Regions from separate parts of the Homo sapiens genome. Here region 1 is linked to region 2. A link is an interaction called in ENCODE POLR2A ChIA-PET data of the cell type or tissue named here. Cell type or tissue: PC-9. All regions are shown on one strand. Links, peaks and the distances in the headings refer to the core of each region. The heading gives the core; the rest is flanking DNA.

Region 1 (9,573 bases), core at 295-8,294, 230 kb before region 2:
TGGGGCATTGGATCAGGTGGCATGTGGGTGTCTACACATCGAGAAGCACACAGGGATGAGCCACTAGGTATCCCATGCTGGAGGCTTGTGGAAGGCTGTGCCCATCTCCCATGTTTCCCCACCTCTGTTCCTCCTCAGAGCCCTCCAGGAGCGTGGGGTGGGGGCCAGCGCAGGGCTCAGGAGCCAGCAGGGCAGAGTTCTGCCTGTGTGTGCTGGGTTTTGGCATAGCCTGTGTTTGCAGTGAGAGTGACTTGCTGTCAGTCACGGGGCACAGCCTCCTGTTCACCCACTGGCTTCCCCCTTCCCACTGAAGTGTGAGCTCTATGTTTCAGGGCATCTATTAAAGAGTGAGCCACAGGCAGCCCCTTGGGAGCTCTGGTTTCATTTGGGGGAGAGGGAGGTGGGGGCTTAGTTTTTGTGATCTGGCTGACTGGACCCCGGGAACAGCGCTCCTTTGAGAACGCCCAGACCTACCAGATGAAGCACTTGGCATGGCTGCAGGCCAGCAGGGGAGGCCTCAGAGGCCCAGGCTGGGCACGTGGGTGCCGAGTCTGCAAAGGACAGCCCCATGGCTGTGAGCTGTCGGCTGCAGGGCGCAGGGCCTGGGGGGCAGGCGTTTGGGCCACCAAGCTGGACGTTAGGGTGGCCACAGAGGGCCAAGCAGGCAGGGAGCCTGTGCCGCCATCCTGGGGGGCCACAGGTGCTCTCTAGAAATCTGCAGCCATGGCGGTTTTGGGGTCAGGGGTCTAAAGGCAGCTCTGAGCTGCAGTGTAGTTTGTGATCACCCAGGAGGAGGGTGTAGAGCGGATGGACGGGAGGAAGCGGCTGCAGCTGGAGGGAAGAGAGGGGCCGTCCAGCCTCACCCGCTGCAGTCAGCTCTCCTATGGGCAAGGAAACAGCTAGGTGGCCCTGACCCCTGCGGTCCTGAGAGCCGGTGGCCTTCAGCCCCTCTTGGACAGGTCATGGTCTGGAAGCGCCCAGCGCAGGATGGATTCCAGACCAGCATCCCTGCAACCTTTTCAGCCCCACTGGCTGCTGCTTTAAACTGGCATGGAGACATTTGATCAGCTTCCCAGCCAGTTTTCTCTCCAGCTCAGCCAGGAGTGGGTGCCTGTGGCCTGTGTCACCAAGAGCTGGTGTCTCCTGCATGAGGGGCATGCACCCCTGGAATGAGGGTCTGTGCCTCGAGCTCAAAGTGTCCCGGCTCTGTCATCTGCCTGAAGTTGCCTGGCTTTTCCAGTGGGGCCTCCTTGAGTGCTGCAGCATCTGGGAGCATCCTAGCCTGTCCCGTGGGTGTGGCTGGGTGAGGGCTAGGAGGTGAGCCAGGAAGGAAGCACTCCACTCCAGAGTGAGGTGCCGCCTGAGCCATCCTGTGCCCCCTCAGTGTCTTCAGGTCTCTGCAGGTGTCAGGATCTCAAAATACTTGGTTCAGATCAAACACATTTCGTGTTCTTCTGTGTCCTTTTTTTTTTTTTTTTTTTTTTTTGAGATGGAGTCTTGCTCTGTTGGCCAGGCTGGAGCTCAGTGGCACAATCTCTGCTCACTGCAACCTCTGCCTCCCAGGTTCCAGTGATTTTCCTGCCTCAGCCTCCTGGGTAGCTGGGACTACAGGCACATGCCCCATGCCCGGCTAATTTTTGTATTTTTAGTAGAGATGGGGTTTTACCATGTTGGCCAGGATGGTCTCAATTACAGGCATGAGCCACTGTGCCCAGCCTCTTCTGTGTCTTTAAAAAGGAAAGTGTCAGTCAACAAAAGAGCCCCTCTGTCATACAAACCAAATCAGTTTTCACCAAAATGTCCTTAGTCCTCTCAGAAAGGCCTGGCCTTTAGGACCTTGGAAGCAGGCCCTAAAGCGCATCGGCAGGGTCAGAGCTTTGTGTTCAGGAACACTGGGATCTGCTGAGAGCTGGTGTAGCCGCTCCAAAACTGCACACTGCTTTTCCTGTCTGCTTTAGTTTGTGTTGTAAAAACATAGGAAGTTCGTGTGTGTGTGTGTGTGTGTGAATTCAAGGCATAAGGTGCAGTTGTGTTATGTGGGTATAGTGCATGGTGGTGCAGTCTGGGCTTCTTACCCTCACACCTCCTGCCTCCCCTCGTTAGAGTCCCCCACATCCGCCTTCCACTTTCTGAGCCCACATTGCCTGTTGGGCAGCTCCTGGTTATGAGGCAGGACGTGTGGTGTTTGACTGTCTGTTTCTGAGCTGTTTTACTTAACACAGTGTATATGGTGCATCTTTAGGAAAGCATGCTTGTATTTTCCTTTCAAAGCCAGATATGGGCGGGTGTGGTGGCTCATGCCTGTGATCCCAGCACTTTGGGAGGCCGAGGCAGGAGGATTGCTTGAGCCCAGGAGTTTGAGAGCAGCCTGGGCAACATATCAAGACTCTGTCTCTTAAAAAAAAAAAAATTAGCCAGGCATGGTGGTCCACACCTGTGGTCCCACCTATTCGGGAGGCTGAAGTGCGAGGATCACTTGAGCCCAGGAGGTTGAGGCTGCAGTGAGCTGTGATTGTGCCACTGCACTCCAGCCTGGGCAACAGAGCAAGACCCTGTCTTAAAACAAAGAAAGAATAAAAAAGAAGAGAAGTTGCAGTTGGTAGTATTTCCAGAGCCCGGCAGACAGTGTAGAAACTGTGAGAAACCCACCTCCAAATCAGGCCTTAGATAGAAAACATCCTAAGAAGTATACGTTCATTGTAAAATCATTATCATCATCATCTTCTAATCCCCAAGGAGACAAGCTCCCTGTTCTGTGTTCTTGTATGAGGCGGTCAGTCAAGCGCAGCCCGAGAGGAGAGGCAGGAGCCTGGGAGAGCCTCTGCTAGACCTTTCCTGGCACTTCCCCAGGAAAGGCAAGGCAGGGCAGATGTGCGGCTGGCCAGCTGGAGTGATTTCCATGGGCTCCAAGCTGTAGGAGTGGTCCCTGGCTGCCAGAGTGCTCTGGCCAGATAGAGGTGGGCTCTGGACTGGTGAGGCTGCATTGCGGAGGCGCGCACACCCAGCTGGGCCCTTATCTGTAAGGACTGGCTGGCCTGGGAGGGGCAGTCTCCCAGCCAGAAGGTGGAATTTTTTTTTTTTTTTGAGATACCAAAACATCCTAAGGTACAGGAAAGAAATTGTCAACACACACACACAGTACCATAAACAAGGCCCAGCAGAAAGGCAGACAGAAGCACACACACCAATGTTCTGATCTTAGAGTAAGCAGACACATCACATGGAATGAGGATGTTTAATATATTTAAAGAAAACAATTTATGCACAGGAAGCAAGAGACTATAAAAATGACCAAGCAGATTTTAAAAAGAGAACTTGTTGAAATAAAAATAAAATACTCTAAAAAATATTCCATGATGTGTTTCCTGAAGAATCGGGAACTGTTTGAAGAAATGACCCAAAGTGCAGCACAGAAAGACAGAGCTGGAAAATATGAGATGGGATGAGACAAGAAGATGGAGAGTTTAGTATGACATCCGCAATTTACGAGTAATTCCAGAAGGAGGGGAAAGAGAATATGGGGTGGAGGCAAGTATTCAGAGAAATACGGCTGAGAACTTTCCCAAACCAACAGGAGCCCCTGCTCCTTAGGTTCAGGAACCAGCAGCTCCCAAGCAGCATAGTTAAAAAGCTCTACCCAAACAGTCACGTCTTGGTGAAAGTACAGAATCTCATGACAAAGAGATCTTAAGGCAGAAAAGAAAGAGATTATCTGGAAAGAAGAAAATAAGTAGTTGATTAAAAGCAACAGTGGAAGCCAGAAAGATAGTAAATAATATCTTCAAAGTCCTGGGAGAAAATAGTGATAGCCTAGAATTGTGTACCCAGAAAATCCGTCTTTCAAGAATGAGGGGCCAGGCGCAGTGGCTCACGTCTGTATTCCCAGCACTTTGGGAGGCCAAGGCAGGTGGATCACCTGAGGTCAGGAGTTCAAGACCAGCCTGATCAACATGGTGAAACCCTGTCTCTACTAAAAATATAAAAATTAGCTGGGTGTGGTGGCATATTCCTGTAATCCCAGCTACTCGGGAGGCTGAGGCAGGAGAATCACTTGAACCCAGGAGGCAGAGGTTGCAGTGAGCCAAGATTGTGCCATTGCACTCCAGCCTGGGCAATAGAATGAGACTCTGTCTCAAAAAAAAAAAAAAAAAAAAAAAAAAAAAGAGGGCTAAACGCATTTTCATACCACGAAACTGCCCTCACTCCGGAGTTTGCTGCCAGCAGAGCCTAGAGCGTCTAAGGCATGTCTGGGCTTCTGGCGAGGGATCCTGTGGGGAAGCTGGAGATGGAAGAAGGAGTGAATAGGCAGGAAGGTGGATTTGTGGGCATGTCTAAAACACCACATCTAGAAGCTTCTACTTAGAATGCCTACTTTTGGAGTTTATAAAAAAGATGCCACATGTTGAGTTGGGAGAGAGGTGCCCAAACCTACAGTGTTCTAAAGTCCCCCTACTGGTCGGAAGGAGGGCACGGACACTGACTTCAGCATCTGTTACAAGGCTTATCAGAGTTTTCAGATAATCTCTAAAAGAATGGAAATATATCTTCCAAACTATAGAGGGAAGACCATGGAATTTAAAAGCCAGTCCTTCAAGGAGAAATGAACAAACTCAAAATCGTAGTTGGGAGTGTTTTTTTTTTTTTTGAGACAGAGTCTCACTCTTGCCCAGGCTGGAGTGGAGTGGCATAAACACAGCTCACTACAGCCTCAACCTTCTGGGCTCAGATGATTCTCCTGCCTCAGCCTCCTGAGTAGCAGGAACTACAGGTGTGAGTCATCACACTCAGCTAATTTTTTTTTTTTTTTTTTACTTTTTGTAGAGATGGGGTTCTCACTGCATTGCCCAGGCTGGTCTTGAATTTCTGGGCTCAGGTGATCTTCCCACCTCAGCCTCCTGAGTAGCTGGGACCACAGGTGCATGCTAATTTTTAAAATTTTTTGTTTTTAAATGCTGGTCTTCAACTCTTGTCCCCAAGTAGCTGGGATTGGGGCATGAGGCACTGTGCTAACTTCATGTTGAAATTGAATTGCCATTCTAACAGTGTTAAGAGATGGGGCCTGTAAGAGGTGATTAGGCTGTGAGGGCTCCACTCTCCAAGGGCGGAGTTAATGTTATGAAAGGGTAAGTCCAGCCCGCTTGTGCCTCTCTTGCCCTCCAGTGTTCAAAGCACCATCTTGGAGGTGGAATTCCCAAGTCGGCCAGTTCCTGGATCTTGGACTGTCCGGTCTCCAGAACCGTGAGCCAATAAACCTCTGTTCCTTGTAAATGAGTCAGCCTCAGGTATTCTCTTGTAGCAGCACAAATGGAGGCAGACACTTCCTTCACCAATCTCATGGGAGGCCCACTCCTGTGAGCTGCCTCTAGTTCCCCAGGCCACAGACTCCATCAGGGCTCACCTGGAGCCGTCCCTGTCTCACCTGGAAGCTCTCCCACTCCTCTGGCCAGCCTGGGCATCTCCACCCAATATGAGTGATGGCGACTGATTCCCTTACTTTAGCAAGCTGGGAATAAGGAATGTTTGCCTGTTCTTATTCAGGGGTCTCTGCATCTCCACACTTGCACAGGTTGTGTGTACATACATTTTCCTGTCTTTCTGGTAAGCCCCTGGGGTGGAGCTCTGGGCCACAGGGCAGGAAAACTCAGTGTTGCTAGGAACTGCCAGACATTTTCCCGGAGTGAGTGCAGCATTTACATTCCCACCAGAAGTGTGCCAGGTTCTTGTCATACTGCGTCCTCGCCAGCGCTTGGTGCTGTCAGTCTTCTTAGTTTCCATTTAGAGATTCAGTGTTTAAATTTTGAACGTCTTGGGTGAACACCTTGGTTTGAGAAAAGTAAGAAAAAGGGTCTGTCTGGCTATGGGCCATGGAGACCCAGGGCAGTGCTCCACGTGCCAACCCTGGGGCAGGGAGCCCAAGCTAGGACTGTGACTGTCTGGGCTGTGGGCATCTGACCATCTCCAGTGTCCCCGTCTTTGATTTCCCTGGCGATGGTGCTAGCTTAGTTTGTGCGCATCGGCATTTGTGGGAGAAATGAAGGATTAATACATTTTGTTTTATGTCAGACTCTCTCAGTGAGAAGTTCTCAGGGACAATAATAGCAGGGGGTCCTGCTGAAGAAAAACTGGGAGATGGCTGAGCTCTGGTCCATCTTTCATTGATTCATTCATTTCTTCATTCATTCAACCATGTATTGAATGCTTATAGCCAATGAAAATAAAGTACACAGTATATTTTATTGCTACGGGCTCTATGGTGAAAAATGAAGCAGGAAAGCGGGACAGGGTGTGTGTGGTGGGGACGGGGTGTGTATGGTGGGGACGGGGTGTGTGGTGGGGGGACGGGAAGTGTGTGGTGGGGACGAGGTGTGTGGTGGGGACGGGGTGTGTGTGGTGGGGACGGGGTGTGTGCGGTGGGGATGGGGTGTGCGGTGGGGACGGGGTGTGTGTGGTGGGGAGATGGGGTGTGTGTGGTGGGGACGAGGTGTGCGGTGGGGACGGGGTGTGTGTGGTGGGGAGATGAGGTGTGTGCGCTGGGGACGGGGTGTGTGCGGTGGGGACGGGGTGTGTGTGCTGGGGACGGGGTGTGTGCGGTGGGGACGGGGTGTGTGCGGTGGGGACGGGGTGTGTGCGGTGGGGACGGGGTGTGTGCGGTGGGGACGGGGTGTGTGTGGGGGGATGGGGTGTGTGGGGGAGGACGGGGTTTGTATGGTGGGGACGGGGTGTGTGGTGGGTGGGGTGTTTGTGGTGGAGACAGGGATGGGGCGTGTGAGGGCACTGGAGGTGTGGATAGCAGTTGGATGCCCAGCTGGGGGTAGGCAGTCTGGAGGGTCCTGAATTTGGGAGCTCAGATGTGTGGGCCACCCGGACATGCTGGAGAAGGGCATTTGGGGAAAACGGCTCTGAGGGGTGGACACCTGCCCTCTGGCCTCACCAGCTGTGGACAGGTGTGTGCTGATTGTGTTTCTGGTCTTTTAAGGACATCGTGCTGGGCTGCAGATGTTGCTGTTTTTTAATTGAAACTTTATTGCCCGCTGGACATGGTGGCTCATGCCCCCTAATCCCCACCTAACCCTAATCCTAATCACAGCACTTTGGGAGGCTGTGGTGGGAGGATCACTTAAGCCTAGGAGGTTAAGACTGGAGTGCTGTACAATCGCACCACTGCATTCCACAGCCTGGGCAACAGAGGGGGACCCTGTCTCAAAAAAAAGAGAAACTGCTGTTGCCATAATAGTTGTAAGAAATAATACAGAGCGATCCCTTGTTCCCTCTGCCCAACTTTTCCTAACAGTGAGTCTTTGCAGAACACCACAGTCTCACACAAGGACATGGACTTTGATGCCATCCGGTGGCCTTACTTAGCCTCCGCCCATCTTGCTTAGCATCCCCAGGAAGATCCCTGTGTGGCCCTTTCACACCTATGTCTCTAACGCCATCTTATCCCTAATCCCTGGCAACCATAGCCCATCTTCCGTTTCTAGAATTTTGTCATCTCAGAAATATCATATCCAGCTGGGCATGGTGGCTCACACTTGTAATCCCAGCACTTTGGGAGACTGAGGTGGGCAGATCACTTGAGGTCAGGAGTTCGAGACCAGCCTGGCCAACATGGTGAAATTCCGTCTGTACTAAATATACAAAAATTAGTCGGGCGTGGTGGCGCACGCCTGTAATCCAGCTACTCAGGAGGCTGAGGCAGGAGAATTGCTTGAACCCGGGAGACAGAGGTTGCAGTGAGCCAAGATCGTGCCACTGTACTCCAGCCTGGGTGACAGAGTGAGTGAGACTCTGTCTCCAAAAAAAAAAAAAAAAAAGAAACGTCATATCCGTGGGGTCATCCAGGTGCTGCCTCTGGCACGAGGACATGTGCTGGAGCTCTCTTCCAGCTGTTGCGTAGTTCGTTCCTTTTTATTTCTGAGTTGTTTTTCCTAGGGTGTGAGCCACGTCTCTTTGCCCATCTGCCCATTTGTTTTGGGCTGAATCATGTCCCCCCAACAATGTCACAGGCTGAAGCCATCATCCCCAGGGACTCGGAATGTAACTGTGTTTGTAGATACGATGTTCACAAACGTTGATTAAGTTAAAATGGGGTCATATGGGAGGGCCCTAATTTAATCTGACTGTGTCCTGATAAAAAGAAGAAATCTGGACACACAAAAAGACCCCCTGGGGTGCACACAGGGAGTAAAGGCCAAGTGAGGGCACAGGGAGAAGGCAGGGGCTGCCAGCTGCGGAGAGAGGCCTCGGAGGAACCAGTCCTGCCCCCTTGATCTCGGACTCCTGCCTCCAGGACTGTGGGAAAATCAGTGTGCTGGTGGCTCAAGCCGGTCGAGGCAGCACTGAAGACACGTGGGTTGTTTGCAATTGTTGCTGTTACACCTAAAACTGCCATAAATATTCATGGTCAATTTACTGTGTGAACATGCGTTTTCATTTCTCTGGGCCTGGAAATGTGATTGCTGGGCCATATAGTAACTGCCTGTTCTGTTTTGTAAAAAACTGCTCAGCTGCTTTCTAGAGTGGCAGTCTGGTTTCACCTTCCACCAGCAGTGTGTGAGTGATCTGGTTTCTCCATGTCCTCCCCAGCACATGGGGTGGTCACTGCTTTTTGGTTCTCCCCCTTCTGATCTAAGTGTGGTGACCTCATGCTGTGATTTCAGTTTGTATTGTGTTGATGGCCAATGCCACCGAACACCTTTTCATGTGCTTACTTGCCATCTGTACATCCTCTTTGGCGAAACGTTTTTTGCCCATTCTCTCTGTTTTTTTTTTTGAGACGGAGTCTTGCTCTGTCGCCCAGGCTGGAGTGCAGTGGCACAATCTCAGCTCATTACAACCTCCGCCTCCCAGGATCAAGTGATTCTCCTGCCTCAGTCTCCCAAGTAGCTGGGACTACAGGCGCCTGCCACCACACCTGGCTAATTTTGTATTTTTAGTAGAGACTGGGTTTTGCCATGTTGGCCAGGCTGGGCTCGAATTGCTAACCTCAGGTGATCCGCCTGCCTGGGCCTCCCAAAGTGCTGGGATTATAGGCACAAGCCACTGCACCTGGCCATTTTTTGCCCACTTTCTAATTGGATTGTTCATTTAATTCTCGTTGTTTAGCATGTCTTTTTTATTTCTTTATTTTTTTGAGACAGGGTCTGGCTCTGTTGCCCAGGCTAGAGTGCAGTGGTGTGATCTTGGCTCACTGCAGCCTCAACCTCCTGGGCTCAAGCGATCCTCCTGAGTCACTGGGACTACAGGTATGAGGTGCCACACCCCGCTAATTTTTGATTTTGTAGAGATGGGGTCTCACTCTATTGCCCAGGCTGGTCTTGAACTCCTAGGCTCAGACAGTCTTCTCACCTTGGCCTCCTAAAGTGCTGGGATCACAGGAGTGAGCCCCCATACCTGGCCTCAGTAGATACTGTGATACCATATGTCAGATCCAGTCGATTCTCATTATTTGGCAGTAGTTACATCCGTGAAGTCACCAGGATTGCCAAAATAGCAAATTATCATCTATCTCTCAGCAGAGAAATACTGGGAAGGCTCCTGGGAGCCTCTGGTCACATTTTCATCACCTAATCA
Region 2 (9,573 bases), core at 428-8,427:
CCGCTGCCACTGCCCCCGCCCCTGCCTGAGGGGACCACATACCTGCTCAGGGGTTCCTTCATGTCCTGCAAAAGACAGGGACGGAGGGTGGGGAGTGAGCCAAGCTCCTGGCTCACCTCAATGTCCCTGCTCCCTTCTTGTCCGTGTCTTAGGGCAAGACCCATCCTGTCCCCTGGGCATTCCCTTCCCACAATTGAGCTTCATGGCACTCCTGAGCCTTCCCCACTGCCCTAGCTCCCACTACCACCAGAGCCCCCAGTGCCTCACCTAAGCTGAGCTACCCTGTCAGCCCACGGCCACACGCCTGAGGTCCTGCAACTCAGGAGAGGCGGAGGGACCCCTTCCAGGCAAGTGGCCACTCAACACTGACCCTCCTCTCCCATTTCAGGTGGGTGCAGCCCACTCAGCAGGAATGGGGTGGGGGCGCAATTGGGTGCAGTTTGGGGAGGGAGGGGGGTGGGTAAGAGACTGAGGCACCTGGGGATTTTCTGTAGCCTCTTTAGGGATTCAGAGTTCCCTAAAGAGATCACTGTTTACTTCTCTGGCCTGGAAGCTACAAGGGACTTGTTTTCCAAAGGCCATATTTCTAGTTGCCAGAGCGTGACCCTAACTCTAGGCAGGGACTCTCATGCAGGTGGCGCGCTTGGCCCTCTGCTCATAGGAGCACCCTTCTACCAGCTGCAGGGGCTTTTCCCTCAGTTGGTCAGCAAACCAATGTAGTGGGTTGTGAACAGGCTGCTTTGTTTTTCCTTTTCCTTTTTTTTTTTTTTCCTAGATGTGATCTCACCATCACCCAGGGTGGAGTGCAGTGGCGCAATAGCTCACTACAGCCTTGAACTCACGGGCTCAAGCAGTCTTCCTGCCTCAGCCTCCTGAGTCCTGGGACCACAGGCGCACGCCACCATGCCCTGCTAATATTTTTAAGTTTTTGTAGAGATGGCGTCTTATCAGCCGTAATCAAGCCCCCTCTCCAGGGCCATGGCACACAGGCTGGTCCCGGCAGACAGGCTGGCTGCTTCACCTCCCCACTGCCGTTGCCACACAACTCACTCCTGGGACAGTGCACCTCCTCCACACCGAGACATGGAGTCCCTGTCCCAAAGCCACACCTGGCTGCCAGGTGTCCCAAGCCACCTCTCTGGACTTGGAAGGAAATGGGGACACTGTCTCAGGTTGGAACCTGTAAGGGGCTGACTTGTGTCCCCACTAATTCACAGGTTGAAGCCTGAACCCTCAGGACCTCAGAATGTGACTGTGTTTGGAGATAGCATCTTTAAGGAGGGAGTTGAGGTCACTGGGGTGGGCCCTAATCCAGTCTGACTGGTGTCTTTATACAAGGAGATGATTAGGACAGAGACGTGCATAGAGAGATGATGCCATGAGGACGCGGGGAGGAGACGGCATCTTCAGGCCTAGGAGAGAGGCTCAGGAGGAACCAGGCCTGCCCGCACCTTGGCCTCAGCCACCCAGCCTCCAGGACTAGCAGACTGGGAGCTAACAGCCCTTTCCCGTTGGCTGCCTCTTCCCCAAGCCCAGCGCCCCCTGCCCATGCCTGTCAGAGCTCACATCCCACCCTGCCTGCCAAGCCTACTGGCTCACCTGCAGCATCTGGAGGGGCCCCTGTGTGCTCCGCTCCTCCAGCTGCAGCAGCAGCAGCTCCAGAGAGTGACCCTGCCGGTCCAGGCAGGCCACGCTCTCCCGGAGCCTGCTGGCAGTCTCCTCTTCTTCCGTCTCCAGAGCCTGGAGGAGCCTCTGCTCTTCTTCCACCAGGTAGAGGTTCATCTTCTCAAACTCCAGCACAATGCGTTCTCTCCGCTCCTTCACCTTGCCCTGCAGGAGTGGAGAAGCCCAGCATGTTGCCAGCAGGTGGCTCAGCTCCAGGGATGCTGGCACCTCTCCCCAGGGCCCTGGTGACCCACAAGATCACCAGCAACTGGAGCTTTAGTTGGGGACCAGGAACTGTGACAGAGGCCCCCACCTCTGCCATCCTGTGATACACTGAGTGTAACCCTCCGAGCCCCGAACTGCAACTTCTACACATCCAAACACCCATGCACCCTTGCTCTGAGGAGGTTCAGAATGTCCACCCCCAGATAAGCCTCTTGGGCATGTTAAACAAAATTTATGGGTGGCCATTGTTTTTTGTTTTGTTTTGTTTGAGACAGGGTCTCGCTCAGTTGCCCAGGCTGGAATGCAGTGGCACTTATTGCAACCTTGACCTCCTGGGCTCAAGTCATCTGAGTAGCTGGGACCACAGGCATGCACCACCACATCCAGCTAGTTTTTAAATTTTGTGTAGGGACAGGGTCTTGCTCTGTTGCCCAGGCTGGAGTGCAATGGCACAACCACAACTCACTGCAACTTTGACCTCCTGGCCTCAAGTGACCCTCCCACCTCAGCCTTCCAAGGAAGTGGGACGACAGACATGTGTCACCACCACCATGCCCAGCTAATTTTTAATTTTTTTGTAGAGACAGGGTCTTGCTATGTTGCCCAGGCTGGGGTTCAGTGGCATGATCATGGTTCACTGCTGTCTCAGACTCCTGGGCTCAGGTGATCCTCAGGGGCCACTGTTTTGAACTGGGCTCCTGCGCTGGGTCCTAGAAGACCAGACCCAACCAGAATGGAGTCACTGGTGCTAATGAAACCAAGGGGTTCACTGATCAGGTCAGCCTGCCCTGATTGCTTTTTGTTATTTTGTTTTTCCTTTTTCCATGAAGCTGAAGGCTGTGCCTCTGAATGCTGACGCCCACCCTTCACTGGCTCTTTATAGATAATATTCACAGGTCACCATGGGACTGGTCGCTTCAGGAATGTGGGGCAGCTCCTGTCCAGCTGAAACCAGTTGAGACCATCTGCCCTTCAAGTGGACCTGTCCCAGTGCCCGAGGTGGCCTTTTGATGTGAGAGGGCCAAAACTTCCAACCTCAGATCATGCTAAGGCTGCCGTTTCTGGTACCTGTGTCCTGTGAAATGCCATGCACCCCGACGACACCTGCACAGAATGGGCCTGCTGGACCACCCTGCCTCCGTAGTTCATAAAGACTCCCAAGCTGTATCACTTGGGAGGCAGGTTTAAGAGCTGTTCTCCCTCCTCTTCACTCAGTGGCCTTGCAAATAAATCTTTTCTCTTAGCTGGGTGCAGTGGCTAACGCCTGTAATCCCAGTGCTTTGGGAGGCTGAGGCGGGAAGATAGTTTGAGCTCAGGAGTTCAAGGCCAGCCTGGGCAATAGCAAGACCTTGTCTCTACAAAAAAAAAAAAAAAAAAAAAAAAAAAAGCTGGTCTTGGTGGCAAGTGCCTGTAGTCCCAGCTACTCAGGAGGTTGAAGCAGGAGGATCACTTGAGTCCAGGAATTTGAGGCTGCAGTGAGCTATGATTGCATCACTGTGCTCCAGCCTGGGCCACAGAGCGACTCTGACTCAAGAAAAAAACAAAAAATAACAACAAAGATCTCTAAATCTGTTTTAATTTTGTGTTTTGACAGGCATTAGGATTAAGGTTAACTAAAGGCCATTGAGAACCCGCAGAAGCAGGAAAACCTGTTTGCCTCCCCCATTAGCTGCCTAAAAAAATAAAGTGCCTGGCCTGGCGCGATGACTTATGCCTGTAATCCCAGCACTTTGGGAGGCCGAGGCAGGCAGATCACCTGAGGTCAGGAGTTCAAGACCAGCCTGACCAACATGGTGAAACCCCATCTCTACTAAAAGTACAAAAGTTAGTCGGGCATGGTGGTGGGCACCTATAGTCCCAGCTGCTTGGGAGGCTGAGGCAGAAGAATTGCTTGAACCCGGGAGGCAGAGGTTGCAGTGAACTGACACCGCACCATTGGATTCCAGCCTGGGCAACAAGAGTGAAACTCCATCTCAAAAAAAAAAAAAAAAAAAATTAAAAAGTGCCCTTTCATGAAGGAATTTCCAGTGGTCAAGGCATCTATACCAGAAAGAGAGTTCCAAAAACAACTCTTCACCTGAGACACTTGTTTAAATACTTAACCAACATCACCTGCCTCCCCAGCCCAGAGGCCCCCAAGCCCTATTCCTTTGTGGTGCTGACCTACGCCCCTGCCCTCTGGCTGCCTCCTTTGTGGTATTGAGCCCCCACCTTCTGGCTGCCTCCTTTGTGGTACTGAGCCCCCGCCCTCTGGCTGCCTCCTTTGTGGTACTGAGCCCCTACCCTCTGGCTGCCTCTTTGAGTCTGATTTTTGAGGCCCCTTCTCTCCACCCTATGTGTGCATCTGTAATTTAAAATTGCCTTTTTATCTTTTTCTCTGCTGTTCATCTGTCTTAAGTCAGTTTCATTCTGAGGCCAGCCACAGAACCTAGAAGGGTAGAGGCAACTTTCTTCTTTTCCTGCCACTGCGGCAGCATATCCCCACGGGCAGACACAGACGTGGAAATGCAGGAAGATGGAGCAGCAGCAGGAAAGGGACTGGACAGCCCTGGGCACCCACCTGCCACTCGGCTAAGCTCTGCTCCTCCCTGGCCTGCAGATTCCCTGTCCTGGTGATCTGCTCCCGAAGGTACTCCATGTCCTCCTCCAGCTTCAACTGTGGGACACACAAACCGCAGGATTTGGGATCAGCGATCCCCCTACCTCCTGCCTAGAGTCCAGTTGTGCTCGCTGAAACTGCACCCACCCCAGAGACCCTCCTCAGGAGGGGCAGGGGATCAAAATACGTCACCCAGAATGTGCCACCTTGGATTATTTTGAGCTGAAGGCACTTAAAAAAGGGCAGGTGTAAGAATTGCTGTGACCCTCGGCCTTCCTAAGAGCAGAAGGCACAGCCACCATGCCAGAGAGGACTGCCCTAGGCCAGGAGGAAAGCCATGTTCTTACCAAGGGCGGGAAAGCCGAAACCAGAGAAATCTGTGCAAAGGGACCCTGCTAAACTAACCCTCATCCTCCTCAGGTACATGTTTGGCTCTAACATGCTTCCATGGGCCTCTGGCTCCTTGGGAGCGACTCCTGGGTCATGGAAAGCTTACAGGGAATGAATTTCAGTGCTTTGCTTCTGCTTATCTGTCTCAAATCAGTTTGGTTCTCAGAGCCACCCAAAATACTCTGAGAGGAGAGGTAAGATTTTGCAATGCCTGCATCATACAGTGTAGGCCCACATTGTCCCCAGGGACACCCCTACCCAGCCACAGGCCACCTTGTCCCCTGGATGCCTCCTCCCCAGCCCCTGACTCGGGCCACTTTGTCCCTGGACACCTCCTCCCTCCCCCATGATCTGGGTCACCTTGTCCCCCTGGATGCCTCCTCCCCGGCCCCTTGACCTGGGCCCCGATGTGGCCTACCTTGTACCCCTGCACTGCCTCCTCGGCGGGCAGCACCCTGTGCAGCCGGTGCTCCCGGGACTCCCTGCACACCACACAGATGGGGCTCTGGTCCTTCTGGCAGAAAAGCTTGAGGGGCTCGTGGTGCTCCTGGCACAGGTCTTGCTTCTGCAGACCAGGATGCTGCTGCGCCATCTCGGCCACCTTGGTCAGCAGCCGGTTGGGCAGCAGGTTCCTCTGCGGGGACATCTCTCTGCACTCGGGGCAGGGGAAGGAGCCCTTCCGCTTCCGCCTCCCCTTCTTGCCCCTCGCCTTTTCCCAGCTCAGCTGGATGCAGGCTCGGCAGAAGTTGTGGCCACAGGTGGTCATCACAGGGTCTGTGAAGTAATCCAGACAGATGGAGCACGTAGCTTCCTCCTGCAGTTTTCTGGCGAGTTCCACAGCCTCCATGGCTCCTGGGAGACACGAGGCAGGTTCCCGCTTGAGGGACTCTGGAGAGAGTTGGAGGGAGCAGCCCGATGATCTGGGCGCCGGCAGTGTGCAACCGTCCTGTACAGCCTCCCTTTACAGAGGAGGGCTAGGACTGCAGTCCAGTTAGAGAGTCCAGAGTCATCATTTTTAGCCTTGTCAACAACAGACACAGATGCCTCCCCAGAAACTACACAGACCCTCCCTGACCAATGCTCTGCAGGCCCCTCCGCCTCTCCTCTCCACTGGGCCTGGACCCTACCCGTCCACTTCCGCCTGCTGCTGGCTACCCCCAGCTCCACATCTCATCAGCTCCTCCTCCCCGACAGACCGTTGCCGGCTAGGCCTTCAACCTGCCTTTCTGGAGAAGCCTGCTAGGTCAGCTTAGGGAGAAGCCCCTACCCTTGGAGCCTTCCCTTAATCACTTTCCATCCACTGACCCCACCCAGATCCCCACTCCAACTCCCCCATACATCCCCAGCTGTCTTTGCTGGCGCAACTCTCCCATTGCAAGTAGCCTGACTAAAGAGCCTTTCAAATGTCAGAATTTTTTCTTTAACAAAACCCCGTACACCAAAGGAAGAAGGGATGGGCTATCAGAGGAAAAAAGCTCTCTTCCATTCGGTAGTGAGGTGGGGTTCAGAAAAAACACGCGTGTGCATGTACGCACAGACGAACACCCATACACATACCCATGTATGTATACAAACGTGCATGTGCACACACGCATACCCACGCATACACACCACACAAATACAAACATGTACGCACAGAAACACTGATCCACAAACACAGCACACACAGGCACAGATGCACATATCGGTAAACATACATGCATGTACACACAGGTACACGCGCGCACACACGCACAGGCACACAAGCATGCACATAGATGCCCCCTGCAATCTCAACACTCGCGACCCCACGCAGTGGAGATCTACAGACTTTCGCCTACGCCACGGGGTTGCTATGGGGACCGAGTTGCAGAAGGAGTTGAAAATCGCGTCTACACTGCAAGCACGATTCTCCCCTTCCGTTCTGCCATCCCCTAAAGCGAGGGCGTCTAGGGGTCTCAGACTTCCCCGGCTCTGTCCCACGTCCAGTTTCTCGGAGCTTTCTGCACGCCAACCACCCGGCGCCAGCCCTCCGACTCCCCCCAAGAGCCCTAACGGAGGCACCCAGCCCACCCTGACCGAAGCCGGGCAGGGACAGCGGCAGCGGGCCTGGGGCTCTGGCTCTGGCTGCCGGGATGGCTGTCCTTCCCGCTCTGGTCCGCTAGGGTCCCGGTAGAGTTACCTTGTTGAAGCGCGCTAGCCCCTCCAGGGACGCGGCGGCCGGCGGAGGCGGGAAGGCCGGGCGTTGGAGGGCGAGGAGGACCGGGTTAGGCTTAGGTCGTGGCCCAGGCGCCACAGGAGGGTAGCCTAGGCGGCGGGGTGGGGGCTACTCACCGCGGGGAAGGGGGGCCCGCACAGCGCCTAGTGCACCTGGCCGAGCGCTCGCTGCCGGGAAAGGCTGGGTCTGCCCCCACGAAGCCCAGGAGGCTGCGGCCCGGCCCGGGGCGTGGGGACCTGGGGTCGGGAGGCCTAGGGACTTTGTGGCGTCAGCGGGGGCTGGGGGGCGGCGGGGGAGGGGAATGCTGGGCGAGGGAGTGTTCGGCGGCCGGGACTGGGGCGGCGCCTCTTAGGAGAGGTTGGGGGTGGCTTGGGGAAGGAAGGCGGCAGGGGGTGGAAGGCTCTGGACGAGCCGGGGACAGGCGCAGCGGGTGCTGACTGGGCGGTGGGGAGGATGTGGTCCACAGCCCAGCGAAGGGAGGAGTCTTGTTGGCCTGGGGTGGGACTTTTAGGGGAGGTTAAGGGAGTGTGGAGGGTGGGGAGTTGGGGGGTTACTTGGGGGTGGGGAGTGGAATGGGGACAGCTGGTGGGGCTAGGGGCGGGCAGGCGAGCGTCAGGGTGGGGGGAGTGGGATTGGAAGAGGCTTCTCAACCTGGGGTTGGGGCTGCGGGAGGGCACGCGAGCCCCAGGCTGGAGGGTTAGGTGAGGGGCTAAGTTGGTCGGGGTAGGGGATGGAGAGGAGTTTGTGTGGGCTGGGGTGGGGGCGAGGCAGCAGGAGCGAGTGCCTGTTGAGAAGCTATGAAGGGGGTCCCCAGGAGCAGCCAGTCAGCCGCCAGGTCTGCCCACATGGTTGGCAGTCAGCATCAGGCTGAGGGTACAGGGAGGGGCGTCCCAATCCTGTGGGCGGACCAGTTTGGAGGGACCACCTGGCAGGTCAGGTCCCCTAGAACCAGGCGGGACGGGGTGGGTCTTGCCGACACCCCAGGTGGTTTTGTTACCAGAAACAGGTCCTGATCCAGACCCCAAGAGAGGGTTTTGGATCTTGGGCAAGAAAGAATTCGGGGCAAATCCATAGAGTAAAGTGAAAGCAAGTTTATTAAGAAAGTAAAGGAATAAAGAGTGGCTACTCCATGGGCAGACCAGCCCCCAGGGCTACAGGTTGCCCATTTTTATGGCTATTTACTGATTATATGCTAAATAAGGGGTGGGGTATTCATGAGTTTCCCAGAAAAGGAAGGGCAATTCCAGAAACTGAGGGCTCCTCCCCTTCTTAGACCATATAGGGTAACTGTGACCTTGTCTTGGCATCTGTAAACTGTTGTGGCACTGGTGAGGGTATCTCATAGCATGCTAACGTATTAAAATTAGCATATAATGAGCAGTCATGATAACCAGAGGTTATTCTGGTCGCCATCTAGGTTTTGGTGGGATTTTGCTGGCCTCTTCACCACATACTGTTTCATCAGCAAGGTCTTTATGACGTGTATCTTGTGCCAACCTCCTATCCCATCCTGTGACTTGGAATGTCTAACCTCTGGGGAATGCAGCCCAGCAGGTCTCAGAATTATTTTACCCAGCCTCTATACAAGATGGAGTTGCTCTGGTTTAAAAGTCTCTTACGGTTTCAGCCAAAATGCCGCCCCCAGCCCTGCCCAGGTCCTGACTGGTGGCCATTTCTCCTGGCCTTGAGTCCCCACGCCTAGTCATCACGCTTCATCCTCCAGTAGAGGGATGCACCTTTCACATGGAGGGTTCATCTCCTGCTTTCAGGAACAGGAGCCAGAGGCCTGCGTGCCCTGAGTCAGAGTCCTGGGATTGGAGAGAGAGGACAGATGAAGAAACTAAGGCTTGGCCCACACAGGGGGTGCAGACAGGCAGGAAAACAGGGCCTTGAAGGCTAAGAGGCACCATTCTGCAATCTCCTGGGTGTGCGGGTGTAGACAGCTGGCCACAGGCATAGATGGCTGGCTTTCCCTGGGCTCACTCGGTAGAGTGTTTCTTCTGTGGTCTCTCATCACTCGCACACACAAAGGGGTCTGTGTGCTGTCAGGTGCGGGCTGGCTGCGCACACTGGCCGATTAAGTGAATTACCCTTGTGAACCCAGAATATCTGAGGCTAGTTTAAGTCAATTAGGAAGTTTATTTTGCCAAAGTTAAGGACACACGCCCATGACACAGCCATGTGCCCAAGGTGGTCCGAGCACAGCTTGGTTTTATACATTTTAGGGAGACATGAGACATCGATCAATATATGTAAGATGAACATTGGTTCCATCCAGAAAGGCGGGACAACTGGAAGTGGGGAGGGGGCTTCCAGGTCATAGGTAGATAAGAGACAAATGTTTGCATTCTTTTGAGTTTCTGATTAGCCTTTCCAAAAGAGGCAATCAGATATACATTTATCTCAGTGAGCAGAGATATGACTTTGAATAGAATGGGACGCAGGTTTGCTCTAAGCAGTTCCCAGCTTGACTTTTCCTTTTAGCTAGTGATTTTGG

Evidence for each region. Peaks named below come from ENCODE experiments on the same cell type or tissue, not always from the same donor. Only the 100,000 strongest peaks of a DNase experiment are listed, where the experiment ranks them.
Region 1: POLR2A ChIA-PET joins it to region 2 with 13 read pairs; 10 of 35 experiments call an interaction of 5 or more read pairs at or near these places.

The regions. Positions count from the first base shown.
Region 1 is chr1:228,176,022-228,185,594 of GRCh38, forward strand. It overlaps IBA57 (iron-sulfur cluster assembly factor IBA57), which reads left to right. Exons shown (of 3, transcript NM_001010867.4): 3 at 1-6,236. Among named protein-coding and RNA genes, the nearest start is that of IBA57, 15 kb to the left of the region's middle. RefSeq lists a silencer at 2,827-3,121. In PC-9, for the core only: a CTCF peak has its summit at 4,420; no DNase peak of the experiment used is centred there.
Region 2 is chr1:228,409,347-228,418,919 of GRCh38, forward strand. TRIM17 (tripartite motif containing 17) reads right to left here and starts at 7,515. Exons shown (of 7, transcript NM_016102.4): 1 at 7,193-7,515; 2 at 5,298-5,767; 3 at 4,451-4,546; 4 at 1,600-1,830; 5 at 43-65. The coding sequence starts at 5,726. It overlaps LOC124904537 (a long non-coding RNA gene), which reads left to right. Exons shown (of 2, transcript XR_007066918.1): 1 at 1-388; 2 at 1,339-3,911. RefSeq lists a silencer at 6,974-7,083. In PC-9, for the core only: CTCF peaks have their summits at 7,034 and 7,235; a DNase peak (open chromatin) is centred at 3,485; H3K4me3 peaks cover 2,321 bases; H3K27ac peaks cover 3,180 bases.